Linked DNA regions of Mus musculus: regions 1 and 3 are each linked to region 2. A link is a loop called in an ENCODE intact Hi-C map of the cell type or tissue named here. Cell type or tissue: heart. All regions are shown on one strand.

Region 1 (8,000 bases), 210 kb before region 2:
GATAAACACCTAATTACTTAACAAAAACATCATCATGTTACATGTCGAGCATTTTAACCCTGCTGTATTTGGTTAGCAATAGACTACGGCTATTTTCTTAATGCAAAAACAGCAGCACACTCTTTCATCCTAGCTAGCCCAAGGTTGATCTAATCCCTGTCCAGTTCTTAGATATTCAAACTCCATACTTAATTTAAAATAAAGCCTATTGAGTCGGTCCTAATCCATCTGCTGGGTGGGTGGGTGTAATGTTTCAGGTTCCACGGAGTCTTTTCAATCCGAAGGCAGGACCGACTGACGGCTACCGTGAAAGATTACTTTGAGAATATTCTTGACTAACCTTAAGGATTAGAACATAAGTAAGAAAAACACACAGGCTTCAAAAATGCCAGTAAATTGATTCCAAGGTAAGTGTCGGTGCCACAAATCATAAGAAGAAGGAGGACATGTGGCCATCTTGTCACCGTCACAAGTGGACCAATTTGATTCAGTGCCAGGGAGACAGTAGACTTTATTTTTGATAAACAACCACTTTGAGAACTGTGCAGTGAGGATCTGCCTGCTGGCATGATTAATTTTTATCTTTGTTTTTCCTCCTTCATTGCTTCCATTGGTTGCCAAGATATGACAGGAGCTACTGTCGGCTTGGGACTCAGGTATAGGAAGATATCCTACAAATTTAAAGACATATTCAAGAAAAAAACTCAGAGCTTGTAAAATTAGGGCTGGCTCATTTTGATGGTAGACTAACATCTATGCAGTATGTCTTCTTGGGTTGTATTATTATTATTATTGTTATTATTATTTTGAAACAAGGTTTCTCTGTGTAGCCCTGGCTATCCTGGAACTCACAGAGACCCACCTGCCTCTGCTTCCCAAGTACTAGAATGGAGTTGAGGGCGTGTGCCACCACTGCCAATGCAGTATCGCTTAATGGTAGGAGGAAGGAAAGGGGTGTGTGTGTGTGTGTGTTTGAGAGAGAGAGAGAGAGCGAGAGAGAGAGAGAGAGAGAGTTGTGTTGTTCGGTGTTCATGTGTGTACTTGCACATGTATATGCAGGTGTCTGTATATATACATGTGGCAGCCATAGGGCAGTGTCTTCCTCTATCACTGTCTGTATTTTGAGACAGGGTCTCTGACTGAATGTGTAGTTCACTCCCTTTTGCTAGTCAGAGAGCTCCAGAGATCCACCTGTCTCTGCCGCCACTGTACATAGGTTGTATGATCGATTGTGACAGCACACACTCACATGTGGGGATCCAGACTTCCGCCTCCACACTCCCCAGCCAGCCCCATTACACGCTATGCCCTCCTCCTTCACAACAAAAGGTGGTTTTCAAAACTGAAACTGGTTCAAAAGAATCTGTGACAGCTCCCCGGAGGTGGGCAGCTCTTGGTTGCTGGCCTGTTCCCTGGACATGCCAATACAAAGGAGCAAAGCAATGGACGGGGTTGGGGGACAACCCTCTGTCCCCTTTCCAGCCACATACAAAAGGTCTAGACTGCTGTTCCTTGCAGATCTTGTCTTGGTCTCTGAAAACTCCCCCACTAATAGTCCTTTCGTTGCTTGAAATCTCAAACTAGACGGTACTTTTCCCCAGTTCTGCTAGTCTGCCATCAAATAAAAAGCCTACAAAAGCTGCTAGCAGCCCAGTCTCTCCCCAGAAGGCGCTGAGTGGGTGCCAAGCAGCTGCTTAGTACTTCTGGGTCACAGGGCCACAAGGTCACCCTAACTCATTCCCTACGGAGACTGGTCAGGCTTTAAACCCTGGGGTATTAAAGCCTCCTTTAGCCTCACCACTGTATCTTCTCTGTCAATCCCCTGCCTCATGTCCCAGCCACATTCCCCTGATAAACCAAAATGAGCTCTACTTTAATGATTAAAAGCGAACAGAAGAATATTCTGCTGCCAAGCCTGACCAGCAACTGCTTATGAGACCCGGCCCTACCTCAGGGTCCAAACGGTCCTGTCTCTACACGGGGACATTTCAGAATCAGACGCCCCCACATTGGGTCCCTCTGAAAGGCTTCCCTGTGAGTGTGAACATGTGTGTTCCTCTCAACACATTCACTCTGTCTCTTACAACTAAAGGAAAACCTTGCTACTGTCTTCTTCACACCTAACTCCTGAGGCTCAGCAGTTCTCAGGGTTGTTTAGCAGTCATACATGCTCCTTCCTCATCCCCCTCCCCCCCCCCCAGTTCTCTCCCCAAGTAAATGACCTTACAAAGTTTGTTTGTAGCTGGGTGATGGATGGTAGTGCACACCTTCAATCCCAGCACCCCAAAGGCAGAGGCAGGCAGATCTCTGTGAATCTGAGGTCAGCCTGGTCTACAGAGTGAGTTCCGGGACAGCCAGGGCCACACATGGAAACCCTGTCTCCAAAACACTGTTTGTTTAGTTGTTTGTCTGTTTGTTTATTGTGTGAGTCAGTTCTCCTTCCACTATATGGAACCCAGGGATTGAACTCAGGTCATCAGGCTGGGCGGCAAGCGCCTGTGTCCACTGAGCCCTCATACTGTTCTTTGACCCATGCTTATTTACCAAGCCGTTCCGGCTGCAGGTTGGTTCAGAGCGTCACTCGGTAAGTTTCTGCAGAGGACACGTGCTTCTGACCCACGCCAGGCCTCCCCACAGTCAGGCCCCTTCCCAAGTGGAACTGGTGTTGACAGGAACTGTGCCCTGCTTTCAGAGGGTCTCACGGCCATCTCTTCCAAGTTCCGAGCCACAGCCCAGTGGAAAGAAGAAATAGCACGTTAATATTGCGTTTAAAATGGCCCCTGTTGGGTTTGTGTTCATCTCCCCTCTACAGGAAAAACAACAAATAGGAAACCCCTGTGTGCAAAGTGAGAGTAACAGGCCCCTCCCCGGGTCTTCCAGGCTGTGACGTGCTACCTCCTGTTATATTTCCGTTCTCCACAGAAGGAACCTGAGACACAGACATTGTTTAAGACACAGAAGTGGTGAAGCAAAGCCTAGGTCACATCACCAAACACAACCAATCATGACCAGACCCTCGAGCAGGTCTCCTCAGCTCTCTCAGTCTATTAGAAGAGCACCGCGCAAGCAAGCTTGCTACCCTGGCTTTCCTCTCAAGATCAATGTTGTGATTCAAACCAGGGGCCAAAGAAGGTTAGGCTCCGTGTCTTTTCTTTGCTTCTTCTGTCGCTACCAGCTTCCAGAATAAGATTCCCCCAAAGGTATAGTGCTCTCCCTCCTGACCTAACCCCACCCCACTGCCCAACCCAACAAAGGGCTATGACTTCTAAGTCAGAAACATGCCAGTGAAGCAAGACCTGGGTTGCTATGGGAGGTCTAAGAGTCAAGGACCAGCTAAGATAGTTTCTAGGGGGTTCTACAACAGGCTTCAGCTCTGATGGTGGAGGTTGTGACTGGAGCTATCAGGATTGTTTGTTTCACAATCATATGATTCTCACTGGCTAACGTGAGCCAGACACTGCATTTTGGACCCAGAAAGCTCTAGAAAGACTCTGTTTGCAACATAAGGTGATGGCGCCCTCTAGTGTCCGCAGCATTTTGCAGAAACCTACCAGGCTCCTTTGTGGTGACCTTGAACATTGAGCAGGTGGCAGCTTCAAGGTGGGCACTACCTCACATCACGCCCAGAGGTGAAGAAAACAAGCCTGAACCACAGGGGTGGTGAAACTCAAGACCCTCTATGGGCCACTCTGCAGATCCGAGAGATCGAGTTTCAGGGGGAAAAAAAACCACTAAACTTTTCTCATTAAAAAAATGAATGAATTAATTAAAAATTATGTGTATGCTGCTGAGGTGGGGTGTTGCATGTATTCCAGATGCAGAGGTAGAGGCAGGTAGATCTCTATGAGTTCTGACGTCAGCGTGGTCTGGGTTGAGAGTTCCAGCCCAAACAGGGCTACACAGTTTAAAAAAATAATAATAATAAAAAAAATCAGGCTGGGGTGGTGGCTCACACCCCCGTGAGCATTCAGAATGCAGATCTATTTGAGTTCGAGGAACCCTGTCTTGAATAATAAAAACAACAAACAAAAAACCACCCCCTTGTGTATGCAAGTATGCCTACATGTGGGTATGTCCATGTGAGCACACAAGGGCCAAAAGAGTCCAGAAGAGGGCGTCAGATTCCCCCGGAGCTGGAGTTACAACTCCAGCTTGGTAATGGAGACCTGGGTTCTGGGGACTGAACGGGGTGGGGGTGGGGATGCCCTCTGCAAGGGCAGCACAAGGTTTTAACTGCTGGGCCGAGTGTCCGCTCTCACCACCAATTCTTATTAAATGATTTACTGCCTCTTTCCTGTGAGCACACGTTCCAGATCTTAAGGTTAAAGAGTTTAAATTCATGCGGTGGTAATGCCTTCTCTCTCTTGTTCATTGCCCGCTCAGTTTCCAACACACAATCTCTGCGAACCGCAAGACTTGTGCAAAAGCCCCAGAGGTCATTTGCTCTTTCTGGGGCTTTAAAGAGAAAGAGAGATCTTGTGTGAAAGAACTGCTCTAATGCAGGCTGCCACCCTGCAAAACACAGGGAGTGTGGTAAGAGGCTTGTGCACAGTTCTTAAACAAAACAAAGAAAACACCAGAAAGGACTGTACTCCGACAAAACTCCATAGATAACGTAAACACTCCCGAGACCTCTCCGTGCAGGAAGAGGATTTATGTATGAGTGCTCTATCTGCATGTACACCTGCGTGCCAGCAGAGGGCGTCAGATCCCAGTATAGATGGTTGTGAGCCACCCTGTGGTTGCTGGGAGTTAAACTCAGAACCTCGGAAGAGCAGCCAGTGCTCTTAACCACTGAGCCATCTCTCCAGCCCAGTTCGTACATGTTTAATGTGTGTACTTAGATCTTTTCTGTGTGTCATGAGATAATTTTTGTAAGTCTGATTTACTTATTTAGGGTTGTTTGGTTGTTTGTTTGGCTGGCCCTTTGTAGCCCGACTGGACTAGAACCTGCCAAGTAAAACAAGCTAAATTTGGCTTTGCTGTCATCTGCCTGCTTCTGTCCATTGAGTGCTGGGTCACAGGCACACCCCACTATGCCTAACTTGAAAGCCTCACTTTCATGGCTGTGTAATATAGCGTTCCAAATAAGCCATTCCCCTGTGTTGGATACGATTTGTTTGCTTCTCTGTTTTTCTATCTCTAAGTGAGGGCACTGTGAACTAGGGCATGAACCTTCCTCTGGGTCTCTGGTAATGAACAATGGGAATTGCTCCTGTAAGTCTAATCTTTTTATCTGGACTTTCTAAATACTGTAATTTCAAAATGGTTCTTTCTGAATTAAAGAGCGAGTCACTAAATTTTAAGACATATGGCAGGGGCTTGTGAAATGGCTCAGTGGTTAAGAGCACCAACTGCTCTTCCAGAGGTCCTGAGTTCAAATCCCAGCAACCACATGGTGGCTCACAACCATCTATAATGTGACCTGATGCCCTCCTCTGGTGTGTCTGAAGACAGCTACAGTGTACTCATATACATAAAATAACTTTTTTTTAAAAAGCCTGATCACATGAGTTTGATTCCCAGGACCCACAGAAAGGCATAGGGAGAGGACAGATGCACAAGCTGTCCTTTGACACTCACCGTGTGGCAAGTGCATCCCATGTACACACAATAATAATAAATAAGACTCATACGTGTACCACTGATGGTCTCATGATGTCATGCCACTGTTTTCTGTGACTGTCTCTGTGCAGAAGATAAAACAGCGATCGAATGGGAAGCATAAAACAAACAGGTGCCAGGCAGTGGTGGCGCACACCTTTAATCCCAGCACTTGGGAGGCAGAGGCAGGCCGATTTCTGAGTTCGAGGCCAGCCTGGTCTACAGAGTGAGTTCCAGGACAGCCAGGGCTACACAGAGAAATCCTGGGGGGGGTGGGGGGTAATGGGGGGGGCGGGATGGAAACAGGTACGGTCTTAAATATCTGGGTTTCTCTCCCAGGGTAGCCCTGCCCTTGTGCGAGTCTGACTCATTCTATTAGCCTTGACTGCAACAATGTAAAAAAAAAAAAAAAAATTTAAACAATCTAAATCTGTTTCACCTCCCAGAAAATACAGACACAGTTACACACTTACACCTGAGGGTTGTCTGAAACTCAAACCTTGAAATTCAAGCAACCATCAGCTGCCATTTTAGAGCTATGCATGGAGCTAGAGTGGAATGAAGATGCAGAATAAATAGAAGGCACCGCATTGCCACAGGGTAAACCTAGAGTCTATTATAAAAGACAGTGCAATAGTTGGTCTACAATTTCCCGAGTGTATTTGAGCCTGGGACTTTTAAATTTTCTATTACATTTATTGAAACCCAAATTGCTTGTAAACTTGCATGTAGCTATACTTCAGGAAAATGCAACCTTGCGGTTTGATTTTACATAGAGTACAAGGTTTCTATTCTACTTTGGCTTCTTTTGCTGTGACAAGACACAGAACAAGCTGGGCAGGGATGGTGCACGCCTTTAATCCGAGGCAGAGGCAGATCTCTGAGTTCAATGTCTACAGAGTTCCAGGACAGCCAGAGCTACACACGTGGCGGGGGGGGGGGGGGGGGGGGAAGGGCACGACGATTTGGGGGAAGGAAAGGGTTTGTTTCAACTTTCATTTCCAAGTAGCAGTTCATCCCAGAGAGGAATCAACAAAGAAGCAGAAGTGGGAACGTGAGGGTAGTAACTGAAGCAAAGATCCACTGAGAGCCCCTGCTTCCTCACCACTCTCTGACTTCCGCTCAGGGTTTGCTCAGCCTGCTTTATATACAACCCAAGGATCGCCTGCCCTTGCTACCTGCCATTGGGTACTGCCATCAGTGGGCTGGGCCCTCCCACATCAATCACTAATCAAGAAAATGGTCCCCAGACTTGCCTACAGGCCAACTGGGAGAGGCAGTTTCTCAGCTGAGGTTTCTGTCTAACTCTCAGAGGTATCTCTAGTATGTGTCAAGTTGAAAAACTAACCAGTACAGCCTGTGAAGGCAAACAGGTTGATTTTTTTTTTGATACCTTGTTGAGACTTGGGATATAAAACAGCTGTCTACACATGAGCAGTTCCATAAGATGTGATCAGTGCTGAATACGCTTTTCATTAGGCTTACGTAAAAGCATTTTGCAGCAGTGGAGTGAAGTATCCACACACAGCTAGTGAGAGTGTAAGCCGAAGAGAAGCAGCTCTGCCTCATGTGCCCATGTGCTCATGCTCACTTGTCAAGCTGCTCGATCAACTTTTAAATTCTACTTTTGAAATTATGAAAAAGTATATCTAAAGATACTCAGATGTGTATTAAAGTAATATATTAAAGTAATATAAACCACGTGAGTTATGTTGAAAAGTCATAGAATGGTTAAGTTATAGAATCAAAGTAGGTTATTCTGCAGCTATGGACATGTTTATTAAAGTGCCATAATTTAGAAATTTGCTTATACAAAATGTATTTCTGAGGTTGGAGAGACAGCTCAGCGGTTGGGCACTGGCTGCTCCTGCAGAGGACCTGTGCTCAGTTTCAGTACCCCCTGGCACCTCACAACTGCCTCTAACTCCAGCTCCAAGAGACTAGATGTCCTTTTCTGGACTCTAAGGCAACAGGCACACATGGTACACGTGAATATATGCAGGAAAACACTCAAACACATAAAACAATTTCTAAAAGAATGTATTTGCAACCCATATAATTCTGTATCCATCTTCCCTCATATTAAAAAGTAAATTATATATAGATAAATTATATATAGATTTTGAGTCTGTGGGTATAAAAAGCACAAACACGGGCTGGCAAGATGACTCAGCAGTTAAGAGCACTAACTGCTCTTCCGAAGGTCCTGAGTTCAAATCCCAGCAACCACATGGTGGCTCACAACCACCGATAATGAGATCTGACGCCCTCTTCTGGTGTATCTGAAGACAGCTACGGTGTACTTATGTATAATATAATAATAAATCTTTGGGCTGGAGCGAGCAGAGATCCAAAAACAAAAATTAAATCCCCAACAACCACATGAAGGCTCACAA
Region 2 (8,000 bases):
TCTCTCCTATGACTCCGCCCACTAGGTGGGCAAAAAAGAAGAAAGGAGCCAAAGGAAATAGAGGTGTACAGAGTGACAACGAGATACACCAATGAAGTAGTTTGGATAGCACCCCCCCACACACACACACTTTTTTCCCCTCCCATCCTTGTCTCGTCCCTTGAAGGCGTAACTAGAGGTTTCTGCTCTATGCGTGCGGAGATTTTGTTTCACGATTTGGCGCTTTGCTCTTTTCTATGCGCGACAGTAGCTAGGATACATTCAACTAAATTGAAGGTTTTGCAGAAAGAGCGTGGGCACGAAAGGCGAAAGACACAAAGACTGAAGAAAGATGGTAGGGGTTACGGTTGGAATGAGGAAGGGTGTGGCCTTTTACTCTAATTTGCATAAAACGGAACCCATCTTGGCAACGCCCAACTTCTCCCATTTATTGGTGGTCCCTGGGGCGGCGACTCGTCTCTCTACGGGAAGCAGCATGCTGGGAGATGTAGTTCCGGGTTCAGTTGCCATGGCGTTCGTCACAGCCTCCCCCAGATCGGTCATCCTGCGGTAGTGACGGGCAGTCTGACCAATGGCAGTACTGTTTGGACCCAAGAAGGCGGGCTCTCTGCAGAAGGACTGGGAAGGTGGCGGCGGCGAAGGCGCTGGCGGTTGAGGTTGCTCCGAGCCAGGTGAGCCAGGGAAGAACGATGTGTGTCTCTGAAATGGGACTTTGGGCGAAAAATGGAGAAACGCCTGAAGGAGCTGTCTAACCCTGGGGAGACTGGTACTTCGCATCACACGCCGACCTCAGAGATGCCCTGGCTCAGGCCTAGCTTGGCCGAGGCCGCCGAGGGGCGGGTAATACTAGATTTGACGGACAGTTCCTGACCCTGGCTAGGTTTTGATTGTAGACTGATCTTTGCTTCTTCCTCCGCGTTTATGGAGGCAAAGGTCTAGAACTGCCTTTCTCCTGGGTTGAGTCCTCCCCGCCCCCAGCTTCTCCCTATCACTGTTTCTGATGCTGTCTCTATTACTACTTCCCTTGTCACCCTTCTTATCCTTCTCTTTGCATTTCCAGTAAGCGGTTTCCTAAAGCAAACAAGGGTGGGTGTTCGCAGTAATGGGGCCTTGGGTCAGGAATTGCCTGCTTCATTGAGCCGGCCATACTTGAGCCATACTAAAGAATTATCCCAGGGTCGTGAGGAGGTGCAGATACTGATTCTGGATTTGGGCCTGGTGGTCTGCATTTGCTTTTTAAAAATTATATATATATATCTATATATGGCATTTTAAACAAACTGCCAAGTATAGCCAGTCCACAGTAGCTGAGTTTTGCATTGCCTGTCCAGGACAGATGTTCTAGGCACCCAGACGCTTTTAGATTTCCTGGGAGCCACATTTGGACAGTGAAGAGACCACGTGAAATTAATTTTACGTTTCTCTTAAACCAGCTTATCCAAATATTATTTCAACCTTTAAAGAAATCAGATATTTAAATGAGACAGTGTATCTGTTGTGCGTTTTACCCTCGCAGCATACCCTCGTACCCTCATCCTAAGGGCACGCCACTCACGTGCGGAGTAGCCACCTGTGGCTATTCGCCGCTCTCCGAATCCAGATGATGCAAGAGACCATTGCACAAACTCAGCAGTGTTAGTCATGTGATTGCCAGCGACATCCCTTTGCTGCTTCAGTACATGGGTTCAGAACTACTTTCACAATACGATACTGAGCTTACAAGAATACCAGGGAAAGTAATATTTATTAAAAAGCCAACTTCCGTAATGTGTGCGCTGTGTACTATACTCACTCAGTCCTTGCAGCAGCCTGCGTCCTATTGCGGGGTCCTGTCTCTTGGGAGTTGTAAATCTTAGGCATCAGCCACTGCAATGTACAATTATTACTGGCTTTTCTAATTAATGTCACCCACGCTTCTGTCTCCACATGTAGAAGGAGATGAGGTGTTCATATTTGAAACAGTGCTCCCCGTGTAAAATCAAGCCGCCCAAGGCTGGAGAGCTGGCTCAGGGTAGGGACACTTGGTACTCTCCCAGAGGACCAGGGCTCGCCACTGTAACCACCTCTGTTACACTAGTTCCAGCGGATCTGAAGCCCTCTCGTGATCCAACGGCACAGGGCACACAGGCAGGGTGCAGACACAGATCCAGCTGCCTGGCCTGGCGTGGTGGTGGCCCATGCCTTTGACTAGTGCTTGAGATGCAGGGGCAGGCAGATCTCTGTGAGTTCAAGGCCACCATGGTTTACAGAGCAAGTTCCACGGCTTCATAGAGAGACCCCACCTCAAAGAAACCAAGATAAAGCTGCCTGGCATCTGTGGTAAAATAATTGTGGTAATTTTATAGTTCTCCATGCTGCTCCATGTTAAGAAGAAAGGTGCAAACCTGATGGAGATTCCTGAGCCTCTGGACCAGAAAGAGTCCTGATTCACTTGTGTGCCTCCCTCAAGGAGGAGGCTGGGAAAAGCTTGAGAACTCGGAAAATGACATGGTTCATTCCAAGAACACATGGGCATTCCCCCTAGTGGTGCAGGCCTGGACTCCCATCCAGTGGATGGGCAGTTCAGGGCCAGCCTAGACAACTTAGTGAGACTGCCTCAAAGTAGTAAAAAAAAAAAAAGAATGAAAGCCCACAGACACAGTGTCTCCTGGTTGTGTTTGTGGCAGACTCTTCTTGTCTCAGTAGCTGGTCCAGGCTGGCTGGCCTCAGCCTCCCCTGCACTGTTGGCTTACTGTAGCCTTTGCAGACCTATGACAACACTGTGCTGAGAACTGTAAATAGACAATGGCAGAGTATAATGCTTCACAAAGTGACTTCCTTCCAGTTTTTATATAATATACTTTACGAGGTTGTTTCCTCTTTCAACTCTTTGTCTTCTGGTAAGGAAGCTCAAGGACATTTTTATTAGAGTTTTGAAAGAAGGCAGTATAGTTTAGGTGAGAATTCTGGCAGCCACTAGGAGGAGAGCCGCAGGATAATTCACGCCTTCTGAGTTAGGCATGGAATACAAACAGAGATGGCAGTCCCAGCAGAGGACGTGGCCTACTGAGCTGAGTGAGGAGCACCAGAAACCTTCATACTAAAATCAAAATTATCATCTGTATTCCACATCTAAATGATTCCTCAGGATCCTATCATGAACTGGCAGATAAGGTCGCCATTTACGTGAGGATGCTGTAATGTTAACAGGTAGAGATTTTCTTACCAGACAAGAGGGGGCCGGGCTAAGAGGTAGAGAAGACACTCAAGTACCTATCTCCATGTTCACATCTCTCCACGCTGAGTGTCCCAGTGTCACGTGACCAGGCTATCTTAACGGAAAGGCTACATTCACCATGTGGCTTCTGCCTTTGGCCCTGGTAGCCCAATTCAGAAAGGTAAATGACAGATTACGTCTCTGTTGCTCTGCATCGTACCATAGTAAATGGCCATGTTGAGTAACAGCATTGGAGATATGGCCTTCCACCTTTCCAGCCAACCTCTCCCACTCCCGAGGGTACTGACAGGGAAATATCTGATGTAAGAAATCCTAGGCATTTTTTATTTTAGTTTATTTAAGAATGTACTGTCTCATTTAAATGTCTGAAACCTAAAATATACAAGCAAAACGAGAGAGACAGCTCAGTGGCTAAATGCCCTGACTGCTCTTCTGAGAACTCTGGGTTCAGTTCCTAGCACCTACGTGGCAGGCTATATGTAGCTCCAGTCCTAGGGGATCCACATTTTATGTATTTTATTTTATTTTCTGGGTGTTTTGCCCTCACGTATTTAAATATTTAACATTTGTGTTGGGTGCCCTCAGATACCAAAAGAGGTCATGAGCTTCTCTTAGAACTAGAATTACAGTGGTTGTGAGCCACCATGCAGGTGCCGGGGATTGAACCTGAGTCCTCCAGGAGAGTAGTCAGTACTCTCAACCACTGAGCCACCTCTTCAGCCCTAAAGCCGTGTACACGCTGAGGTGAAAATCAACTTTATAAAAATCAACGATAATTCACATGGAGGTGGGTGGGAGAAGATATTACATTTTTCTTTTGTGATTTCTAGAACAGGTGTTTGATGGGTGCCTCCCTGCTCACTGGGCACCTGTTGAAAACATCTTGTCCAGATAAAGCAACAGTCCGACGTCTCTGAACACACACACTATCTGCTTGTGTAACTACACTTTTTCTGCCTCTCTCGCAATCTTTAGTTCGCAAGCTGCGTAAAGTGTAGGAATTATGCCACAATGTACACACTCTTCCGTGATGATATTCATAGAGCTGCAGATGGTCAGCCTGCTGAGGTCACACACCTGTCCCAGCCCTTGGGCGATGAAGGCTCAAGGTACAGGAGTTCAAGGTCATTCTTGGCTAGAAGGCAAGTTTGGAACTAGCCTGAACTACCCTCTCAAAAAATAATAATAAAAGAAATTGCCATTATTAGAAGAGACTTTAAAAGCCACCTGGTCCCCTGTCCCACTCACCTGGTGCTGGAATCCCTGTAATGGCATCCAGCCTGTTTCAGTACTTCTAAAGTCAGGCATATAGGAAGCTCTCTGCAAGTTCAAGTGCAACCTGTTAACGTAGTGAGTATCATCAGGTCATTTAGGGCTACACAGCTAGATGTTGTCTTGTAAATACTTAAATTATACAAGGGAAGCATTCTTACAGGGGCAGGAGAGGCAGCTTGGTGGTTAAGTGGACTGACTGCTCTTCTGAGAACCCTGGGCTTAGGTCTCAGCGGCTACATGGCAGGTCCCAGCCATATGTAATTCCAGTCCTAGGGGATCCAGTGCCCTCTTCTGGCCTCCGTAGGCACTGCTTACAAGTGGCACACTACCAGTCACTCACTTGTACATGAATAAGAATTGCAAGAAATCAGTCTTGCTAAATGTGGTGGTGCATGCCTTTAGTCCCGGCATTCTGGAAGCAGAGGCAGGCAGATCTTTGTGAGTTCCAGGCCAGCCAGGGCTACATAGAGAGACCCTGTCAAGTTTTATAACCACACATTATGTGCTGGACTTTCTGTGATGTGTCCATGATGACATCACTATCAGAACATCTCTGCCCGTCCTGTAAAGGAAACCCACTCACTCGTGCATCTGTTGGCTTTGCGAGCGTAGGTAAGGGCTAATGTGCAGAGGTTTGCTTACACTCATTAGTAGATGAGCTCTGTGGGGAGTCGAGGGTAGCAGGAGGTGAGCCAGTGTAGCTCTTGTTGTTACAACAAAAGTGAAGCCACCATCTGAGATCTCTTCCCTTGGCTCTGGAGAAATCCCGGCAGAGGCCTACCTTTATTAGGAACTAGGACTTACAGTTGGGTGCTTAGTGTATGCCAAGGTGTCCCTCTGTTTGCACAGCCGAATCTTTTTTGTTGTTGTTGTTGTTGTTTTGGTTTTTTGGTTTTTTTGAGGCAGGGTTTCTCTGTGTAGCCCTGGCTGTCCTGGAACTCACTCTGTAGACCAAGCTGGCCTCGAACTCAGAAATCTGCCTGCCTCTGCCTCCCAAGTGCTGGGATTAAATGTAAAAATGTCAAATCTGTGTGCTTCTCACAACACATCTTAGCCTACATACCTTTTAAATTTTTTGTTGAATTATTATTATTTTCTTTTCATGTGTCTGGGTGTTTTGCCTGAACGTAGGTCTGCGTCTTTGGAGAGCAGTAGATCTCTTACAACTGTGTCACAGACAGTTGTGAGCCTGAGTGTGGATGCTGGGCACTGAACCCAGGTCCTCTGCAAGAGCAGCCAGAGTGCTTAACCACTAAACCATCTCTCCAGCCCCGCCACCCTACCTTTCTAAACATATTTGATGTCATTGAAAAGTTTTATAAGCTGGATGTGGTAGATCAGGAGTTTCAGGCCAGCTAAGGCTCCAGTTCAAGTTTAGCCTGGGCAACACAGGGGGACTCTATTACCAAAACAAGAGCACATAGAAAGTTTTAACTGTTGTATTAGGGATGTGCTCAGTAGTGCCACACTTACATAGCATGGATGAGGCCCTGGGTTCAAGCCCCGGCACCACAAATAAATAAATTATGTAGTGTTTTTTTGATTTAGCAAAGTTTATATCGAGTCATATAATTTTCCAAATTATATATAACACTCTTAGAAATGAGAGGGCACATCCTCATCTTTAATTGAGCCAGATGTCTAGTTATTGTCTATGTGCAAATATCTCTAAGTTCATTAAAAATCTTAGTGAACTCGAGTCTTTGTTAACCCAGGCCAGTGCCTAAGAAGCCACCTGGGCCTTGACTATCACCCATTCTACAAGACGTTCAGTGCTTAGGGCTCAGAATTCCCATTTTGATGAGGGGTGGAAAGGATGGTAGAAATGTAAATCGAATACTATCGTATGTCGAATACTATACTTCTTGATTTTCTTTTATCTTATACTGATTTACTTACTTTTGAAGTAAATAAATAGTTAAATAAACCAAGCCGCCCCTTTAAGGGCTGGAGAGCGAGGTCAGCACTGAGAGTGCCTGCTGCTCTTGCAAGGCCCTGAGCTCCTTCCCCAGCACATGGCAGGGGTGGGGGGCTCCCAAAGCCTTCCCTCCAGCTCCGGAGGACCCAGTGGCCTCTCTGCCCCATGCAGGCATTCACTCACAGCATAATCTTTCAGTCACATTTGTATTTATTTACCTGTAGTGTGTAGGCATGCACGAGTGCACGCGCGGGTCAGGCCAGCTGAGGAGAGTCAGGTCTCTCCTTCCATCTTGGGGATTATTGTAGGACTGCGTTGTCATGCATGACAGCACGTGCTTTGACCTGCCGAGCCGTCCTCCAAGACACACAGATTATAACAAAAGAAAGGGGGTTTTTTGGTGGTGGTGGTGGTGGTGGTGGTGTTTTTTGTTTTTTGTTTTTTTTTTTTTTTTTGTTTTTCGAGACAGGGTTTCTCTGTATAGCCCTGCCAGTCCTGGAACTCACTCTGTAGACCAAGCTGGCCTCGAACTCAGAAATCTGCCTGCCTCTGCCTCCCAAGTGCTGGAATTAAAGGCATGTGCCACCACACCCAGCCTACGAAAGTATTTTTAAACAATTTTTTTTCTTTATGTTGTAGCTTGGAGAATAGTTTTGATCCTATACAGTTGTTAATAATTAGATTAACTAATCCGTACCTCTCCCCCACCCCCTCTCTCTGAAGAAGATTCTAGGGGGTGCGGAATTGTCTCCCAGGTCTTTGAAACTGATACATTATTGACCCAGGCCACATGTTAGCGGTTCAATAGGCTGAGGAAACAGTGGCTTCTAGAACGACAAAGGGAACTGTTTTGAACTCAGGATGTTAGTATAGACTTGTACCTGGAGAAAAGGCCACAGCAGTAAGTCAGGACTGAATAGGAGCAGAGATTTGTTGAAGTAATAATGCTATCCCTGGGCATGTGCTGCACACCTGTAATGCCAGTACGTCGGAGACAGCCCGGAGGATCCAGAGGTCAAGACCAGGCAAGACCACAAATCAAGACCCTGCCTCAAAACAAATAAACCGAAGCATAGGGAAGGAATTAATGTGCCTAAACAATGGCTGGGGAAGCTCACTCGCGAGGAAGAAAAGTGACCTGGGAGTGTGGAGCTGGTGGGTACACTCCTCCCACCTCGGGTGGCCTGCGAGAGTGGGCAGGTGGAGTACACTCCTCCCACCTAGGGTGGCCTGCAAGAGTGGGCAGGTGGGGTACACTCCTCCCACCTAGGGTGGCCTGCGAGAGTGGGCAGGTGGGGTACACTCCTCCCACCTAGGGTGGCCTGGGAGTGTGGGCAGGTGGGGTACACTCCTCCCACCTCGGGTGGCCTGGGAGTGTGGGCAGGTGGGGTACACTCCTCCCACCTCGGGTGGCCTGGGAGAGTGGGCGGTGGGTGTGCTCCTCCCATTGTGAGGCTGTACAGAGGAGGATCTGGAATGTATGGATTCACTCTGTGCATCAGTGTGTTAGTGCAGCACACTCTCAAGGACTGGGCTGTGCCTAGAAACCCTACAGTAGGGCCAACTACGTGCTAAGTCAACTGACTCCAT
Region 3 (8,000 bases), 580 kb before region 2:
CCATTTTATGATAACATTTTATCTTTGAGGTAATTTTCTAAGGAACTTTTTGTCTAAGGAGGTATAAAAAGACCAGAGGAAAGAGATACAGTTGTTGATTAAATGGTTTGGCTTGGGGAGCTCTGCCCCATCCATCCATCCATCCATCTAACCATCTATCCATCCATCCAAAGTGTATATGTCTGTTTGTCTATATGTACATGTATAGGTACATGTGTGTATGCATGTAAGCATGCGCAAACACTTGTTGTTTGTGACAGACAATCAATGGCCAGAGTGTGTCTGTGCAGTGTATAAAGCATCTTAATTCTTTTCTTTTCCTTCCTCTCTGGTTCACAAAGAGTTAACCAGCCTAGCCAGAGAGGCTTCTGGCTGCCTGGACAGAGAGGGGAGTGATGGCGATACATTTTTTTAATTAAATGCCCCCGCTGCTAGGCAACAGTGTTAATCACCCAAGCCAGCGTTTTTTAACCACAGAATAAGCAAGAAAGTTTTTAGGATGTTTTCAGAAGTTATCAGCAAACACTAAGTATAGAGAGCTAGAAGGCCAGAAACCATCAGTCTTTAAATCTACCTCTACGTCTGACACTGGGTCCCACTTCAAACCCTTCCAGGCTGGGCTGGCTCCCAGCAGAAGCAGCTGCCTAGACCAGACTGGCCTGTGGGTGTGTCCATGGGGGACTGTCTGCATTTATTAATTGGTGTAGGAGGGCTCAGCCTATTGCGGGTGGCACCATTCCCAGGTAGGCAGCCCTGAGATATATATGCTAATGTAAGGGGCTGAAGAAACGGCCAGGGTTAGAATGAAACCAGTCCCCAGCTCCTGATTCCAATTTATACACATTTGTGTCCCTCCAATTGTATCTAAACCTTTAGTGACTGTCTCTTCCATGTTGCAGATGGAGCAGCAGTTGCTATATCCAGGAAAGTCTGTGTGCCCTGTGTTTTCTGTGGACTGTCTCCTTGCGTCTGCACCCAGCCCCATGGAGGGGACAGACAGTCCTGACTGAACAGATGAGGACTCTAACTACGGAGAGGTGGCTAACTGGTGAGGAGAAAGCAAGACGTACCAGACTCTCCATCGCTGAATTTCCCAGTAACACGTCTTGTCCTTCCACCTGAATCTGGTTTACAATTTCGTCCTGCAAGTCAGCTACAACTCAGCTGAACTCAGTACCTTAGAAACTATTAACTATTAGGAATGGCTATCTGAGGATTTCTGAGGAAGGTTGCCCTGTGGTAGAATAATAGAGTGAGGAAGAAGATATACTCTAGTTGTTTAATTTAACTAAGACGGTAACTATGTCCACTTTCACCCACTACTGAAGAGTGAGGATCACACAGCTTAGGTGCAGTGGAGGATCATAACGATGTCAGAACAAACGACATGATGGGCATGTATCCTGATGACAGGACCTGTCACGAGGCTGCTCCTGAGCGCTACTGGTCAAGCTTGACTCCACACTCACAATCTAGCTGATGGGGAATGTAAGCATTGCTATAAACCTCCTTACGTGCCCAGGCTGCCCAAGGCTGAGACTGCCTCAGATCTCGACAGGGTACTGTCTCATCCCCACTGATATATCCTGGGGTCCTCGCAAGATGCAGCTAATGTCACAGGCCTTGGTTCTCCATGGTACAAGCCTCAGTCAGCTTTAGCAGGGGCAGGGATGTGTTATCTAATCAGGAGGGTAGAGAACAAACTGAAAAGGAATTACAGCTGACAGACATGGCTAGGTGGTTCCATTATTTACTTTCTTAAGGGGACCAGAGAGGCAAGAGTTTCCAGGCCGGAGGGCAGGGGTGGGAGAGTGATGCCAGCAGAGGGCAGCAAAACTGAAGAACTAAAGAGTCTGCCCCACTCTGTGCCCCATCCGGGGCAGAAACTGGCTTCAGTTGGCCTCAATTTCTCGATCATCTCCTCTTATCCTTTGTTCTGGCTGGTTTTGTGTGTCAACACAGCTAGAGTTATCACAGGGAAAGGAGCTTCAGTTGAGGAAGTGCCTCCATGAGATACAACTGTAAAACATTTTCTCAATTAGTGATCAAGGGGGAAAGGCCCCTTGTGGGTGGGACCATCTCTGGGCTGGTAGTCTTGGTTCTATACGAGAGCAGGCCGAGCAAGCCAGGGGAAGCAAGCCAGTAAGAAACATCCCTCCATGGCCTCTGCATCAGCTCCTGCTTCCTGACCTGTTTGAGTTCCAGTCCTGACTTCCTGTGGTGATCAACAGCAGTGTGGAAGTGTAAGCTGAATAAACCCTTTCCTCCCCAACTTGCTTCTTGGTCATGATGTTTGTGCAGGCATAAAAACCCTGACTAAGACATCCTTTAAGCTCCTTTTATCTCTCAAAATATGCAGACCTGTAAGGGAGGAAATGACTACTGCTGGAACAGGTGAGATCAACTGTGTGTGAGTGCATGAGGTCATGTGTGCATGCATGTGTGTGCCTGTGTGCGAGTATGTATGTACATATGTTTATGTATGTGAGTGGGGGTATGTGCATTCATTCATATGAATGTGCATGCATGTGTGTGCACACTTGTATGTATATGTGTACACATGCTTATGTGTGTGAGTGGGTATATGTGTGTATGTGCTTTTGTGCACGTGTGCCTGTACATGTGTGTGTAAGTGTATGTGTGTGTTCAAACATGTATTCATGTGCATGAGTGTGTAACTGTATTATGTATTTGTTTATGTGCATGCGTGTACATGTGCACAATAGTGCAAGCATGCATGCGTGTGTGCACAATGCTCATGTGTGTGTGTGACTGCATATGTTATGTGTGCTGGTCCACATGCTTGTGCCTGCATGAGCATTGTTTTTCTTACTTGTCACTGAACATGGAGCTCAGCTCACGATTTCAGCTACACTGGCTGGCTAGCAAGCTCCTAGGATCTGCCTGATATCAGCTGCCCTGTGTAGTCAAGGCTAGCCCTGAACTCTCTCTCCACCTATCTGTACCTGGCTCTATCTCTACCTGATTCTTCCGTCTCTACTTCCCACCTTCTGGCATTATAGGTGTGCACCTGGCTAGTCAGCTGGTCTTTTAACCAACGCCCCCCACCTTACCTCTAGGCTTTCAGGCTTTTAAATGAATGAGCCCTGCCCTTTCCCTTGCTTTTACTGGCTAGTGGGCTATGTATGCTCTGCCTGCTCCCAACCTTGGTTCTGACAGCTAAATCTAACCAACAGTTTATAGGAATCTCTTTTATTCATTTCCCAAGCAGTTCAACTTGTCCTTGGTGCTCCTGTGGGTAATTTATGACTTTTGAAAGGTGGTTTCCATGAAAACTGAGTTGAATTCTTTGAGAGAATCAAGTGTGGCTAGGAAAAAACCCCCAATGCTCTCGGCAAACAGCTGGATGAAATGATGGATGAGGACCAGGAAAACTGGAAGGTCTGTAAGATCTCAGTCCACTTTCCTCACCTCAGGCTTGTGCATCAAAGTCATAAAGAGACACATGGAGGACGAAGTCTGAGAGCCAGTGCAGCGAGGTGGGATGCTAGCGCGGGCCTCTTCCAGGATATGGGACAGACTTGTGTCCTCACACAGCAGAAAGTGGGCTAGGCAGGTCTTTGGGGTCTGTTCTGTAAGGGCACTCAATGCTTTACTGACTTTTCTGTCACTGTGATAAAGCACCCGATAAGAGCCGATTTAGGAAGGAATATATTGTGGTTCCCACAACGGAGATAGGCCACCACAGGCTCTGGTCCCATGCGAGAGGGAGCCACACGGCCAGAGGTTCCACCTCTAAATTCCATCATACTGCCTCAGAAGTGCTACAACAGATTTGAGAGGCACTAGCATTCACCTGTTACATCGACTTCAAGGAAACAAAAGTGAGGACGGCTAAGGGCAGCTTTAAAGGCCTGATTTTTGCAGAACAGTGAGACAGTCTGAGGTTAGGGGAGGCATCCTCAGAGAAAGGCCCCGCCTTCCTCCGGCAGTCTGAAGAACAAATGCAAATTCACAAGTCTTACCCGTTGGAAACATTAAATGTGATTACCAAGGCATGGGTGTGAGTAGGGGCTATGGGGAGTAATGGACGTTCACAGGAGTGGGAAGAGATGATGAGAGCCAGGAGTGAGGACCATCAGATGCTATACAGATATGACATTGTTGGAGAACAGATTCAATTCACTAAAAACTATCACTCTGCTGTACAGAGTATCTACTCCACTGATGCAGAGTATCTACTCTATTGTTGCTCTTACCATCTTCAAGGCTATGATGTGTGTTAACCCCTGGTGGTGCCACCATGAACTGCAGTGAACCTTCAGAGAGTGGGGCCTTATGGGAGGTTCTCAGGTCACTGGAATTATGTCCGCAGAGGTTTAAGGGACTCTGGTCTATCCTTCCGCTTTGCTTACTGGGTTCTGAAGTGAGAAGTCTTACCTGCTTCTATTCTCCCCCAAATGCCATCTGCCACCCCACCCCCCCCACCACACATTTACAGCAAGGCTGGAATTTCCAGATCCCATGAACTCAGGTGTTCCCCTAGTGTGACAGATATTATATGTGGAAAAACAAAAAACAAAACAAAAACCAGACTATACTTTTAAAAACTATTCTCACCTTCCAGTTCATGGCGGGCCAGCTGTGATTCACTTCTGACCAATGTACCTGTTACACACAGGCATGAGAGGCAGCTGGAAAGCCGGACCCAAGGAGCTGGAAGTTCTGATCTAGGGAGAGAGAGACAGAACTTCAATACAGAGCCTGCAGGGTGGACCACAATAGGAAGCCACGTCTTTGATAGGGAGAGGCCTGTGAACAGAGAGCAAGTAGAGGAGGGGGGGGGGGGGCTCTGCACAGGTGACCCCGTTCCTTCCTCATGGCTCTCTGCAGCTCCCTGCTGAAGCATCTGTTCCCAACTGACTCCTCTGTGCTCTTAAAGCCCACACTCACCAATGCTCCTGACACGAGGACAAGCTAGTTTGGGGATTAAGGACCTTCTGGACACTAACTGTGCTTGTCCTGGCTGAAAATAAAAACAAACCAAAAACTATCTGGAGGGAAAGAATGACAGGAAAAAAAAGGTGGGGGGGGGGAGAAAAAATACAAAAACACAAAAAAACCTGTCCTGAGAGCTAGGGACAGTGCAGAGACAGCCAGAGAACAGACGCTCTGCACAGTCCTGTGTCTCATTAGCTATGGCACCTGCCTCCACAGCCAGGACACGGGTGATCTGGATGAAGCATCTGCACAGGACATTGGCAACCAGCTGGTGCCCTGCTAGTTCTGGAACCTGACTTTATAGGAAGTTGTCACAGCCTGACTCCACTGTCTGTGCTTAGATGAGCTTAGATGAGCTAAGCCAGTGAGTCTCCATTTTACTCCCTTTACTTTAAAGGGGGAACACATAGGGCATAAGGACTGTGCTCAGGGTCCTCTAGTGTGTGACCAGAATCCGAACCCACCTAGGACCAGAAGTCTCTGTTCCAAATGGGTGTCTCTGGGTTCTTGGTACTGTATTTAAAAAATTGAAGGTGGACACAGGTCAGAAAGTGACAAGGAATTTTGTTCAGAAGCACAGACGTGGTACAGGCCAGGTACTCTACAAGAGGCCAACAGGCACCTTAAGCTGGAGTGGACCAGCCTGTGGCTTCCTTTTGTGGGTTTAGGAGGGGGTAGAAGCTGACTGTTATCAGTGGGGTGTCCTTAAGTTCTAATCGATATGGGCTATGTAAGCTTTAGTTCGCATCCTTTCCCACGATGCATTTCAATTTAATCCTATCTGCTCCCAATTACACATAGCCAAAAGAGGGCAAGTAGGGATTTTTTTTTCCCTCCCTAACTGTTCATTTTAAGGTCACAGTTTGCCTTACTGTGCATGCACCCCAAACCAGTATATGTTGGATCTAGCCATGATGCCTAGTTTCAGGATATGTTTGGTCACCAAAAGGACTTACTGAGGGTCATTGCTAAGAAGCTACAGTTTGGAGTGCCCACAAGCCTCTGTTTAAAGAGGTGTGTGCATGCAGCTCCACATGGGTGTGGGGGAGATCCTGGCTTGCTTTACTGGGAAAGCACTGTGTAGCTCAATCAAGCAGACCCCCCAGGTTTCCCTTCCCCTTGCCTATCTTACATCCAGTCAGCCAGGTCTGGGAGCTTCAGCCTCAGCAAGTCACCTGGGTACAGATGGACTGCTTCAAACTCACTTCCTTCATAATAACTTAAGACTAGAATTAGAAATGCAACGGGAAATTCCACACACCTTTAGAATGGGTTTCCTTAAGTAAAGCTCATGGGAGATGGCGTAGAAAAACATTTCCAGTTGTAAAAGTATCTAATATATAAAATTCAGTTCTCAGTCTATTTCAAGGTTACAGAACTTTGAAAACCAGCTAGCTATTGGCACAAGATAACCAAGCTTTGCCTTTGACTTGTGCAAAGTCAGATAAACCAAGAAGTGTATAATCCAAAGCCCTATTTAAATGCGATAGCGGTGGTTGAAGGTGCCCACTACCTGCAAGTGTTTGCCTTTAAATAGCAGCAGATTCCAACCTATGTTGGAAAAATGAGCTCTTTGCATGTTATAACCTGCTGCTGGAATTTACACCTTGAACGTCTAGTAATCTTAGGGATTAGCCATACTGTATATTAAAACAAAATATTTTTTTTATTTTTATAATTCCTTCTTAATTGAGTTGTATACATATTATATGGTAGACGATTTAACTGTTTCCCACAAGTCACCTCTGTGAATTGATATGCCCAGGATACTGACTCCCAAGGTCAAGGGAAACAAATGGGCCCAAGATGCTGACAAGAGGAAATAAATGAAAGAAAATACCCCGGGGTCTGGAGGTCTGGCAAACACATTGCACTTAGCAGCAATGTGACCTTGGCCTCTCAAAGCCTCCTTCATCAGTAAATTCTCCTTCAGAAGTTGGCCAGTAATCGCTAAGAAGCATGAGTAACACACAGCAAGCATTATTGTCTTGATAATGTCTCTCCTTTGCTAATGGTCCTCAGATAACAAACAGCAATAGGGCAGGATGTAGTCTGGACAAGATGCCAGGCATGGGATAAAGAATAAGGGCAAGAAGAAGGAGGACAGGACTCTACTCCAGGTGGCAGTAAGGGCTGAGCATGTGACCTGGGAAAGCCATGTGGCTCCTGAGCCAAAGCGCTCTTGGGATATCAGCGTCCAAGGAGTAAGTCTCCCACTCTGGAATTCACAACTCTCTGCTCTGTCTAATGTCACAGGACATGATGCCAAAAAGACTAGCAATCTGAGTGTTAAGAGGTAAGATCTCTGAGAAGGAAGCAGGGGGCTGTGGGCGTGGCTGAGCCAGAGTGCTAACGCAAAGCTCTCGGTTCAGCCCAAGTAACTCACAACCCAACCTTGGTGGTACAAGCCTGTAACCCTAGCACTTGGGAGGTGGAGGTCAAGGGATGGGAGTTCAAGGTCATCTAAGGCTACAGAGAAAGACTGAGCTGGAGGCCAATCTCAGATGCACAGAATCCTGCCAAGGAAGGAGAAAGAGAAGAAAAAGAGAAGAGGAAGAGAAGGAGGAAAAAGTAAAAGCAAAGGGGAATCTGTACTGCTATGGAGTGGGTGGGGTGGGTAGAGGAGAGCGAAGGGCCCAGAGCAGCCAGGTTCATTTTCACCCACTACTTTAAATTTCAAGGCAGCTTGCAAGCTTTCTGCAAATGGGGATAACCAAGAAAGCTAAACATAGCAGTGAGCTGTCTGCTCTGATATCACGGACTCCTGGTGCCATTCAGAAGCAAGCAGCAGCTGGCAGCAGAGGGTGAGCCAAAGCCACTGGGGTAAGGACAGCTGGAGGCCATTAAAATATATGAAATGCAGGGAGCTGTCCAGGCTTAACCCTTAACGACAGAAAATAAAACTGTTTGTAGTTTTGATCTTTATTGCAAAGTATCCTGCCAGGTTTTATTCTAGAAACAAAGAAGACATTCACTCACTTTGATTATACCAATTTAAACGACGTGGACAATAGTCTGCTCACAAGCTCCGTGTGCTC

What was found. A loop is a pair of places that touch in the nucleus more often than their neighbours do. Peaks named below come from ENCODE experiments on the same cell type or tissue, not always from the same donor. Only the 100,000 strongest peaks of a DNase experiment are listed, where the experiment ranks them.
Region 1: a loop joins it to region 2, with 2.6 times the contacts of the local background. A loop is called at or near these places in 6 of 42 quality-filtered maps.
Region 3: a loop joins it to region 2, with 4 times the contacts of the local background. A loop is called at or near these places in 10 of 42 quality-filtered maps.

Annotation. Positions count from the first base shown.
Region 1 is chr16:91,932,044-91,940,043 of GRCm38, reverse strand. Gm36797 (a long non-coding RNA gene) reads left to right here. Exons shown (of 3, transcript XR_385049.2): 2 at 258-407; 3 at 2,813-3,703. Among named protein-coding and RNA genes, the nearest start is that of Atp5o, 4.4 kb to the right of the region's middle. In heart, CTCF peaks have their summits at 3,528 (motif pointing left), 4,680 (motif pointing right) and 7,886 (motif pointing left); a DNase peak (open chromatin) is centred at 3,483; H3K4me3 peaks cover 240 bases; H3K27ac peaks cover 1,218 bases.
Region 2 is chr16:91,721,229-91,729,228 of GRCm38, reverse strand. It overlaps Cryzl1 (crystallin, zeta (quinone reductase)-like 1), which reads left to right and starts at 427. Exons shown (of 13, transcript NM_133679.2): 1 at 427-671. It overlaps Gm46543 (a long non-coding RNA gene), which reads right to left and starts at 4,925. Exons shown (of 3, transcript XR_001781880.2): 1 at 4,651-4,925; 2 at 4,466-4,556; 3 at 648-710. In heart, a CTCF peak has its summit at 4,784 (motif pointing left); DNase peaks (open chromatin) are centred at 498, 1,598 and 4,778; H3K4me3 peaks cover 1,677 bases; H3K27ac peaks cover 1,586 bases.
Region 3 is chr16:92,301,979-92,309,978 of GRCm38, reverse strand. Smim11 (small integral membrane protein 11) reads right to left here. Exons shown (of 4, transcript NM_138743.2): 2 at 4,582-4,691. The coding sequence starts at 4,593. 1700048M11Rik (RIKEN cDNA 1700048M11 gene) reads left to right here. Exons shown (of 2, transcript NR_045300.1): 2 at 900-1,263. Among named protein-coding and RNA genes, the nearest start is that of Smim11, 4.7 kb to the right of the region's middle. In heart, CTCF peaks have their summits at 1,806 (motif pointing right) and 4,248; a DNase peak (open chromatin) is centred at 7,748; H3K4me3 peaks cover 976 bases; H3K27ac peaks cover 1,078 bases.